Regions from separate parts of the Homo sapiens genome. Here region 2 is linked to region 1. The links are chromatin loops, found by intact Hi-C in ENCODE. Cell type or tissue: PC-3. All regions are shown on one strand. Each heading gives the region's core, and the rest is flanking DNA. Links, peaks and the distances in the headings are about the cores only.

Evidence for each region. Hi-C counts contacts between places; a loop is a spot of excess contacts. Peaks named below come from ENCODE experiments on the same cell type or tissue, not always from the same donor. Only the 100,000 strongest peaks of a DNase experiment are listed, where the experiment ranks them.
Region 2: a loop joins it to region 1, with 2.6 times the contacts of the local background. A loop is called at or near these places in 4 of 110 quality-filtered maps.

What each region holds. Positions count from the first base shown.
Region 1 is chr14:42,087,277-42,092,668 of GRCh38, reverse strand. No RefSeq gene overlaps it. Among named protein-coding and RNA genes, the nearest start is that of LRFN5, 480 kb to the right of the region's middle. In PC-3, for the core only: no CTCF peak of the experiment used is centred there; a DNase peak (open chromatin) is centred at 2,338.
Region 2 is chr14:42,019,692-42,025,083 of GRCh38, reverse strand. No RefSeq gene overlaps it. Among named protein-coding and RNA genes, the nearest start is that of LRFN5, 420 kb to the right of the region's middle. In PC-3, for the core only: no CTCF peak of the experiment used is centred there; no DNase peak of the experiment used is centred there.

The DNA.
Region 1 (5,392 bases), core at 338-5,337:
ACCCCAAAATATATTCATGTTCTAATCCCCGGAACATTTGTGTATGTTGCCTTACATGGCAAAAGGAACTTTGCTGATGTGATTAATATAAAAGTCTTGAGATGAAGAGGTTATTTTGGGTTATCTAGGTCACTCCAATGTAATCTCAAGTGTCCTAAAAAGAAAGAGACAGGAGTGTCAGTTACAGAAAGAGGTGACTATGAAAGGATAGAGAAAGAGAGACAGAAATTTGAAGATGCTATGCTGCTGGCTTTGAAAATGGAGGAAAGGGCCATGAGTCAAGGAATATAAGCAGTCCCTAGAAGCTAGCAAAGGCAAGGAAACAGATTTTTCCCTAGAGCCTTCAGAGAGAATGCAGCCTTGCCAAACCACTTTAGACTTTTGAACTCAGAGCTGTGAAAGAATCAATTTGTGTTTTTTTAAGCCACTAAGTTTGTAATAATTTGTTATGGCTACAATAGGAAACTAATACATTGGGTTATTAATTCTATTCCATTAAATGGCAGTGCCTAATTCCTCTGAAAGCACACTTTATTTCTATCATCATAGCAATTAATATGTTATACTAACTGCCTTTTCACTTTTCCATGCCCCCACTTCCCAACACCAAGAAAAATGGTAAACTCTGCAATGCCAGATTGTCTCCCTCTCCTTCAGTTGATTGTCAATGCCCAGGAAAATATAATACACAATAAGGATGTGTAGGTCCATTCCCATGCTGCTATAAAGAACTGCCTGAGACTAGGTAATTCATAAAGGAAAGAGATTTAATGGATTCACAGTTCCACATGGCTGGGGAGGCCTCAGGAAACTTACAATCATGGCAGAAGGGGAAGCAAACACATCCTTCTTCACATGAATGGCAAGAAGGAGAAGTGCTAAGCAAAAGGGTGAAAAAGCCCCTTATAGAACCATGAGATCTCATGAGAACTCACTCACTGTCATGAGAGCAGCAGCATGGGACTAATTGCCCACATTATTAAATCACCTCCCCTTTGGTCCCTCCCATGACACATGGAGATTATGGGAATTGCAATTCAAGATGAGATTTGGGTGGGGACACAGCCAAACCCTATCAGAGAGCAATAAATATTTGTTGAATGAAAAAATTACTAGAAAATTTTAATGGTTTTGTAAATGAGGTCTTTGTGTAGTTTAATATTTATCCTAAAAATACCTAATTTATATTATTTCAAATGTTCCCCAATGATGAAGTGATCACTTTTAAATAAAATTTATTTTAAAAATTTAAAAGATTTTTTTTTACTTTAATAAATTTTATTATTGTATTGAATGCAACTCTAAGAAAGTCTCATAATTACTGGGTCAATATGTGGCCTTCTAAATGTTTGTTTTTATTGATTTAATTTCTGTCGTTTAATTTTTTTTAACTAAGAGTGGCTAAGAGAAATGAACCCATGTAAACTTTCCCTTTATGTGCTACTGGAGTGATTTGCCTTGCTTTCTCGGTGCTAAGAAAATTTTTGGTCTTTTTTTGGAAGTTATTGTATGCTAATTTGGTGAGAGTTATGTTTTTTTGCAGGGTTTGCTTTTTCACATGCACAGGAGAAATCTTCAACTAGTCGTATTTTCAATTTCACTTTGTCCACCAGGAAAACATACCGTCACCCTGCAACTCAACTACAGTAACTATGTAGCATCTAATGATTTGTATGTAAGCAACTTTGCTTTCTTTGATTTCTTGACTTCACTTTCACATTTTCTCTGACCCTGTATTTGTACATTATACTACATATATTACAATTAGTTAAGTGAAATCATTTGTTTCCCAAGACAAAGACTTATAAAAACAACTCCAAATGAATTATTACTGGTAAAAGGCAAAGCTTTCGATGTTCATAATTTGACTTATAAATAGCTTCTTTAGTAAACACTTGAATTTTGACAGTTTCACATTTTATATTCTTTATTTCTAGGTATGCACATTTACTTCAGAATGTGATAAACCTGTCTAAATGTTTTAAACATTTATACCTCTTATTTCTGTTTTATATATCATTACATCACTTAAAATTTCTGTACCTTAAATAGAAGTAATGAAAGCAGTGTTTCATGCTTTCTACAGGATTAATAGAAAGACTCATTTATGGACACCCATTACTAAAAGCAAAATATTTATATTTTTTATTGGATCTTTATTTTTATTTTTAAATGCTCTCATATTTCAAATGTAAACTCAGAGGAAAAAGGAACCATGACTCTATTATTTTATTCAGCAAACATTTATTAACTTATCCATAAATACCATGAGTCAATGACTGTTCACAAATTATTCAGATGAAGATAACTGAGTCACTATCCTCAATAAATTTACGGACTACTGGGTAATTGCAATACGGATTGGTATGATCCATGACATTCCTAATGCATCGCAGAACATAAGCTGATTCTACTATGGATAAGCATGAAGACAGAAATCATATAGGAAACTTCCTTGACTCTTGCAGGTTTGCATTTGTATGCATCACATCTATATCATCCACCAGAAAAGTATTCATTAATTGTTAAGAAAATTTTATTGTGATACTTTTCCTAAAACAAAACTTAAACAAATAAAAATTCCACTAATAGCTGAGTGTTTTTAATTGCAATAAATTAAATGTTTAATTCATTTTATTATATTTTTTATTATCTTTGTGTAGAATTATTTGCCAATAACAGTCTTGGTATTTTGAATGAGCTCATTTTTGGAATTAAAACAGAGAAAACAGTATCATAGCAGCCTTACAAGTGATAATTGAGGCTAAGGGTTATTGGTAATTGGGGATTGGGGACATTGAATGCTACAATCAAGGCTATATAGCAAATTGTTAACAGAATACTTTAAAAAATTTATATTGAACTCCTATCCCACCATTCTTGATACTAGCTACTAATTATTTATTTGCACTTTGTTTTGCATTCCAGTTCAAATTATATACCTCTGCTTCAGAATTTTGATAAGAATTTATATTATATACAGTATATTATTATATACTACATATTATATAAGTCTAATATTTTAAATATATATTGCATACACATGTAACACATTGTATATTAATACAAACATCTCCACTTAAAACTGTAATAAATGCCAGCTCAACTTGTATAAAACCAAATTTGTTATTTTTCTCCTCCAGACCTGAGCCACCTACAATGTTTCTCAGTTGTTGGCAAATTTATTCCTTTACTTACTCAGTCCAAAACTTTGCAGTTACCCTTACTCTCTTTAACACACCTTCCATCCTGTCTATCAGAAAAAAAACAAAAAACAAACAAACAAAAAAAAAAACTTGGAAATTTCACATTCAAAATACATCCATTAATCCAAAAACTTTTCATAGCCCAGGCTCCCTGACATGTTTTATCCAGAAAATGATAGCTATAGTAATCCTTAAAAAAATGTAAATCAGATTAGATTAGGACATTCCTCTGCAACCTCTGCATACAACTCTCACTGAATCCATAATACGGTCAGAATAAAAGCCACTACAAGGTTCTAATCCTTCCTTTCCTTTACTTCTGATTGCATTTCCTACCATTCTCTCAATGGTTCACTCTCTTCTAGCTGAGATGGTTTTCTTAAAATTCCTGGTAACTGTCAAGTATACTCCCCCTTAGGGCCTTTGCAATTACTCTAGTTCTGCTTTCACCACTCTCCAACCTGACAATCAGCTGTTAATTTCCTCACCTTATCAAGTCTTGCTCTAATATCACCATTTCATTCACCCTAACATTGCATTACTCCCTCAGCCCATTTTTCTTATATTTTTAATAACACCTATCATTTTGCAACATTTTATAAAATGCATAATGTTACTTTTCTGTTATGTTTACTATATGTCTCCTCAATTACAATATAAGCTTCATAAGGGCAAATATTTTTATTTGGTTCCTTGATGGAGCCCAAGAATATGAATGGTGACTGGCACAACTAGGAGCTCCATCAATGTGAATGAATGAGTGAATTTTAAAAGGTGAGAGATTGCAATATGGCAATGCCATATTAGTACCATTTCTAAGATGGTGAATGTCTTAATAAAATTTAATAAAAAATTATATTGGAAGATACTTTCTAACTGAACTAAATTTTATTTGAAATAACTAAATATACAACACTCTTTTATTCTTAAATCAAACATATACAAATTTTATACTTACCTGGAAATTTAAAATTTTACCTAACTCTAACTTTTTATATTGCATTAATGCATTCCACCAGTACTTTATTATATAATAATTCTACTTTTTCACTTTTTATTTACAAGTAAAACTTACCATTGTGTCATCTTAACACAGTTTATATCAAGGCTAAATACCTTGTTTTATTTATTTATTTTTCCATACAAAAGTATCTCCTTCCAAACTTTTGGATCCAAATACCAAACTGAAAAACTTACATTCTTCCAGCCTTGAAAAAATAACAATAACAACAACAAAAAACACCACATGGCCTTTAAGATGATATGATCCTTGACCCTATAGTTTCATGTAGTTTCAATAGCCCTGTCTGCCAAACTGAAGATAGAAAACCCATTCTACCTCCTGCTGTTGCCACTCAGTACTGTATCACTGAGTGTTTCAAAAGACACCTTCTCAAAAACAGCATGAAGTAAACTGCTTTCTAATATGAGAAAAACAGCCTTGACTCTGAACATCACTTGGAGGTCAATTTCACTCTCTTAGCTTTTTTCTTCATTTTCAATGAGTTTTTCAGACAGAGGTATAGATATAATCTCTCTCTCTCTCATGCACACACACACACACTCTCTATAAAACACGTACACACACACACAGAGAATTCCCAAATATCACAATCTTCTATATTGTGTATAACTTTGTGTTTTAAATCTTGTTGTCTTAAAATTTGGGTTCAAATCATCTTTCTCTTTTCTTGCTCCTTCTATTCATTTTATAACCAGAAGTAATTGGATATAAAGACCTTAAATTTAGTCACAACTGAAATAACTGATTTGCACTTTATATATTTGACATTATTGCCTGCGAAGTTGAAATATTGACTCTGCACTTGTTTTGTTATTGTTGTTTCTTCCCCAAACCTCCACCTTAATCACACAGCTGTATGTGTCTTCCACAGCCTCCTGTATTGCTTTTCATTTAGTTGGAATAATTTTCCATAATTTAGATGTTTGATAGGTAACTATATTTGTCAAATCTTCTAAGGCAGTGTTGCCCAGCTGTTGGCTTTTTTTTTTCATTTTAAAGGGAAAATATTTCTGTGATACTCAGTAGATGATAAAAAGTCATTTGATAAAAGTCGAAACTCATACTTAGAAAATTTCTATATAAAATACAAACAGAAACTAATATACATTGAATATCAGAAAACATAAAAGCAAATATCTTGAATATGAAAACCTGAAAATTA
Region 2 (5,392 bases), core at 79-5,078, 67 kb after region 1:
AATCACGTGGCCAGAGCAGGAATAAGAAATGAGGTGCTACACACTTTTAAATGATCAGATCTTGTGAGAACTCACGCACTATCGTGAGGACAGTATGTGGAATGGTGGTAAACCTTTCATGAGAAATCTACACTCATGATCCAATCACCTCTTACCTGGCCCCACCTCCAACAATGGAGATGACAGTTCAACACGCAATTTGGGCCAGGACACACATCAGAACTATGTCAGAGTCCAAGCCCTAGCCAGCAAAGCTGAGGGAGCAGGGTTGCTGCTTCAGCAAGTTCAGAAGTTGAAACTTTTGCCCCAGTCATCCTGGAAGGCAGACCACTGAGTCAAAGAGGATTATTCTTAAAATGCTATAAACTGAAGATTTTTGTCCCCCAGATTTATATGTTGAAACCCAATCCCCAATATAATAATATTTAAAGATGAGGCCTTTGGGAGTTGATTAAGTCATGAGAGTGGAAGCCTCACAAATGGATTTAGTGCTCCTATTAAAAAATGACTCAAGGGAATTTCCTTGCATTCCACCAAGTGAGGTTTCATCAAGAAAACTGCTGTCTATGAACTGGGAAACAGGACTCCATCAGATAGTTTATCTTCTGGCACCTTGGTCTTGGACCCCCTAACCTCCACAAATGTGATAAATAAACTTCTGTTGTTTATAAGCCATCTAGTTTATGGTATTCTCTAACAGCAGCCAAAATGAACGGACACTGACCAAAGGGAAGGACTCTCTCCTAAAAAGTAGAAAAATAGGCCAGGTACCGTGGCTCAGGCCTATAATCCCAGCACTTTGGGAGGCCAACGTGGGTGGATCATGAGGTCAGGAGTTTGAGACCAGCCTGGCCAACATGGTGAAACCCCATCTCTATTGAAGATACAAAAAATTAGCGTGCCTGTAATCCCAGCTACTCAGGAGGCTGAGGCAGGAGAATCGTTTGAACCCGGGAGTCAGAGGTTGAAGTGAGCTGAGATTGTGCCATTGCACTCCAGCCTGGGCAACAGGCGAGACTCCATCTCAAAAAAAAAAAAAAAAAGAAAAAGAAAAAAGAAGAAGAAAAGAAACATCATAAAGAATAGAGCAGTATGCTGTTCAACTTAACTTTCTATGGTGAGGAAAATGTTTAATCTGTATGCTACCCAACACAGTAGCCAGTAATTACATGTAGCTGCTGTACACCTAAAAAGAGGTTAGTGAGAATAAGAAACTAAATTTTACAGTTTTATTTAATTATAATCAACTTATATTTAAATAGATAACACGAGTCTTAGAGATCTTACACAGTAGTGCCGTTCTACAGTCATTAAATGCATAAAATTAGGACAGTGGTTTTCTAAATGTGGTCTGGAAACCCTTGAGGTTCTCTGAGAAAATTTAAAGGTGCCAAAGGTTAAAACAATGTTTATACTAGTACTAAGAGATTATTTGCTTTTTTACTTGCATGTTTGCACAGTGATATTTTTTCAGAGGTTACATGATATATAGTATGCAACAGGATGAATGCACCAATAGATCTGATATTCCCATATGTTTTCTCAAGCCAAACATTAGAAAGACTTTTTTAAATGCAAAATAATATCAGTTTCTATTTCTTTTTATAATATAGGTATATTTTTAAAACTATGTTAACATTCATTGATGTCACTTAAATTTTTTAAATATCCACTTTAATATCTTTTATTTATTTATTTATTTATTTTATTTATTTATTTTTTTGAGACAGAGTCTCGCTCTGTCACCCAGGCTGGAGTGCAATGGTGTGATCTTGGCTCACTGCAACTTCCGCCTCTCGGGTTCAAGTGATTCTCCTGCCTCAGCCTCCGGAGTAGCTGGGATTACAGGTGCGTGCCACCATGCCCGGCTAATTTTTGTATTTTTAGTAGGGACGGGGTTTCAGCATGTTGGCCAGGCTGGTCTTGAACTCCTGATCTCAGGTGATCCACCCGCCTCAGCCTCCCAAAGTGCTGGGATTACAGGCGTGAGCCACCACCCCCGGCCCATTTTAATTTCTAATATTGCAAATATCACTAGATGTAACTCACATCAACAAAAGCTCTCTGGCATCCTCAGTAACTTTCAAGATTGTAATGGCACCATGAAGCCCAACTTTTGAAAATCACTAGACTGGAAGGCCCAATAATTCTACTGCTAATTTTATTATAAAAGAATTCCTTGCATGGTTAACAAAGGTTTGCTATTTTTTTTTTGAGTTGAATGATTCCATGAGTATGATTCCATGAGTATTCCATGAGTATGATTCCATGAGTATTCCATGATTCCATGAGTATGATCCCATGAGTATTCCATGAGTATGAAGGGAATGATCCAAAACATGTAAAAATGTTTCTATAGCAATTAAATAATAATTGGCATGTTATCCTAGGTCATATTCCATTTGTTAAAAGAGCACTTGTCCTTTAATAGCCATGCTACTCTGGAGGATTTCAGGCACACAGGAAATGTAATAATTTTTTTAGCACCAGCAAGTTACTCAGCATCAGGATATCTTGTTTTAATAAACAAAGTTAATGTATGTCTACTTCAGAGGTTCACAGGAAGATGTGCCTCATCAGGAGATAGAACATCTTGGTATACAATATTGTGCACTGAATAGTTCCTGTACAATTAACATGATTTTCTGACCCTCTGCTACCATCATTGGCTAGAAAAACCATACTCTATTTATTAATGGCCTCCATTTCCTCCCCAAGGTTCCAAAGTTATTTTGCATGAAATGTTATTTTGCAGAATGTTGTCTCTGAATCAGCACCAATTGCCTTTGCTGCACATTTATGAAGCTCCAAATTATTCATTAAAAACCTCTTTAATAAATTAAATGTCCTACTTTTCCTAAAGAAGAATTATTTGTGTTTAACCATCTGCTACCTCCTAAAAGACTCAATTTTTGCTTTCCACTACCACCTAAAGCCTTAAGTACCCCTATTGAGCTCTAACTCAACAAGAGTTTATGATTATAAAACACACAGATCTTACTGATAACATTTTGTGGAAGAGTCTCTGGAAAACAACTTTACTGGCACCACAATGCCCTTAGACTTAGAAGAAAGGCCATTTTCCTGAGTCCTGTGGTATAGAAAGTCCTACTTCAGACTTTCTCTGGCCAATTTCCTACCTTTTGCCCACATAGGAAAAAAAAAAAAAAGTAGCAGGATCAGGGGTTGGATCTACACAAAGAACATACCACCCATTTCTAGACGATGCATACCTAAGGTCGATGAATTCTTTGCATAAATGATCCAACTTTGTTTCTAGTACCTGTTCTAGCCTCTTCCCTGCCTGAATCTTTTCTCCGAAAGACGTATGTGTACCCCTGGTCCCTAAGGATGGCTAAGGGATCAGGGGTTTACAGGGACTGCATGTAAAGCTTAAGTATTCAAGATGAAGCAGGCATATATATGTACAAAAGGCCTTCACTCTACAAGATGCAACTTGGTGTGGGAAGAAAAGGAGGTAAAATGTGGATCAAGACTATGTTCTGTTATGGAGAAAAGGGAAGTAAATTAAGATGAATACATAAGAGCAGGTGTTACTGCTATTTTATAAAAATGGTCAGGAAAGTTTTACAGTTAAAGAGATACTTGAGTACACATGAAGGAAGTGAGAGAAAAATTTGTGTGTATAATTGGAGTAAGAGCGTTCTAGGTCGAAATCGCAGCAAAGGGGAAGAGCAACTATTCTAACCACGTGCAAAGAAAAGTAAGGGCAGAAATATTGTTTACACAGGAAAGAATGAAATGGAGAGTCAAAAGAAATTCGGACAGAATGTTGTCATAAAGACAATTTATATTATGGTTTTGTCTTTTACCCTGAGCCATTGAAGGGGTTTATGAAGAAGGACAGATAACATGACAGATTTTTAAGTGATCATTGTGTATTCTATGTTGTGGGTAAAATTTGAGTTAATAGTAATTAGGATAGGCTAAGTTATGCTGCAGTGAAAACATCCTAAAAATTTCAGTTGATTACAACCATGAAGCTATCTCTCATTTGTTCTACATCTACATTGTTAGTCGGAAAGGAGATTGTATACATAATAGTTACTCAGGGGTCTAAACAAGTGAATTTGCTTCCATAAGCAGAGTACAAAGAAAATACTGTGACACACCACACATTGGCTCTTAAAGCTTCTGCCTCTCTGTGTGACACCATCAATTCTGCTCATATTGCACTGGTCCATGCAAAATCACATGACGCTGCTTGAATTCAACTTGTTAGAGAATTTTAATAGTAAAAAATGCCTAACAACAACTAGCTATTTTTGAACACCCCAACTGATCAATGTTCTTCCCTTATGGTCACAAATGTTGGGTTTACTTTCTTTTTTGATTGCAAAATTCCCTCTCCAAGAAGAAAAGCCAAAAGTCCTATACAATAAAATTAATATTAAGATTTAAAAGAACAAAATTTAATGATTATGTCTATAGAAGTCTAGATGTGGCACCTCTTGTTTTAGAGACTTAAGGGGAAAAAAAACACAATTTATATTATCATTCCCCTCCCCACTCCGCCACTCCCATTTGTCTGAAGAAAGTGAAATGGAAAGATTGGAATAAAAATTCTTATTTTGGAAGGGGAAGAATGCAGGGCTACCTAGAAGCCACTGAATCATAGAAATTTTGCACTCCCACTAAGCAGATATTATGAGGGTTTCTTCCTAAGAGTAGATCTCCAACCTGTAATTCTCAGGGGTCCCAGGCTCTGATCTCTCTTTTTAAATTGTCCTCACTGGATATTTCTGAAGAGGATATCAGAAAAGGTGTCCTCATTCAGACAGGAGTAGCTTTCTAAGCTTTCCTTACCTCTAGAAAGTTCAGGGCCCAAGAACTATTTTAAGTTTCTAATAATCAGTTTCAAAGGTTGATGGTTCTTTTAACACACAATGCTCTTAAAGCTACAGTCACCTATTTCCTATTTGTTTTCAGTCAGTTTCATGTGCCAATAATCTCACTCAAATTTTTTTTGGCACTATACTCCTCTCTCCCGACTTCTTTGCAGGTATAAACAACAGATATCCTGGGAAAAGCACACCCCCAGTATTTTTCTCTATGTCTACCTGTTCAACTGAAACGATTTGCTAGGTGAGAAACTAATCCATTCAGAGATTATTAAATGGATGTGATGGCCACGCCTTTGTTTTGACCCTTGCTGCTGCTAAACTACATTTCAATTAGTTTCTGCTTTTTCAAGGCCTTCACAGTTTTATTTTTACTAGATAGAGATGGAAATTAGTTATACATGGGAACTTCCAAGCTCCCACATTGTTTTACTTTCTTTTAGTCCTTTTCATTCTTTGTTGCAAATTAATTAATTAATTTCTTCCCTTAAATATCATGTCAAAATACAGTCAAAAGTAAGAAACTCAAT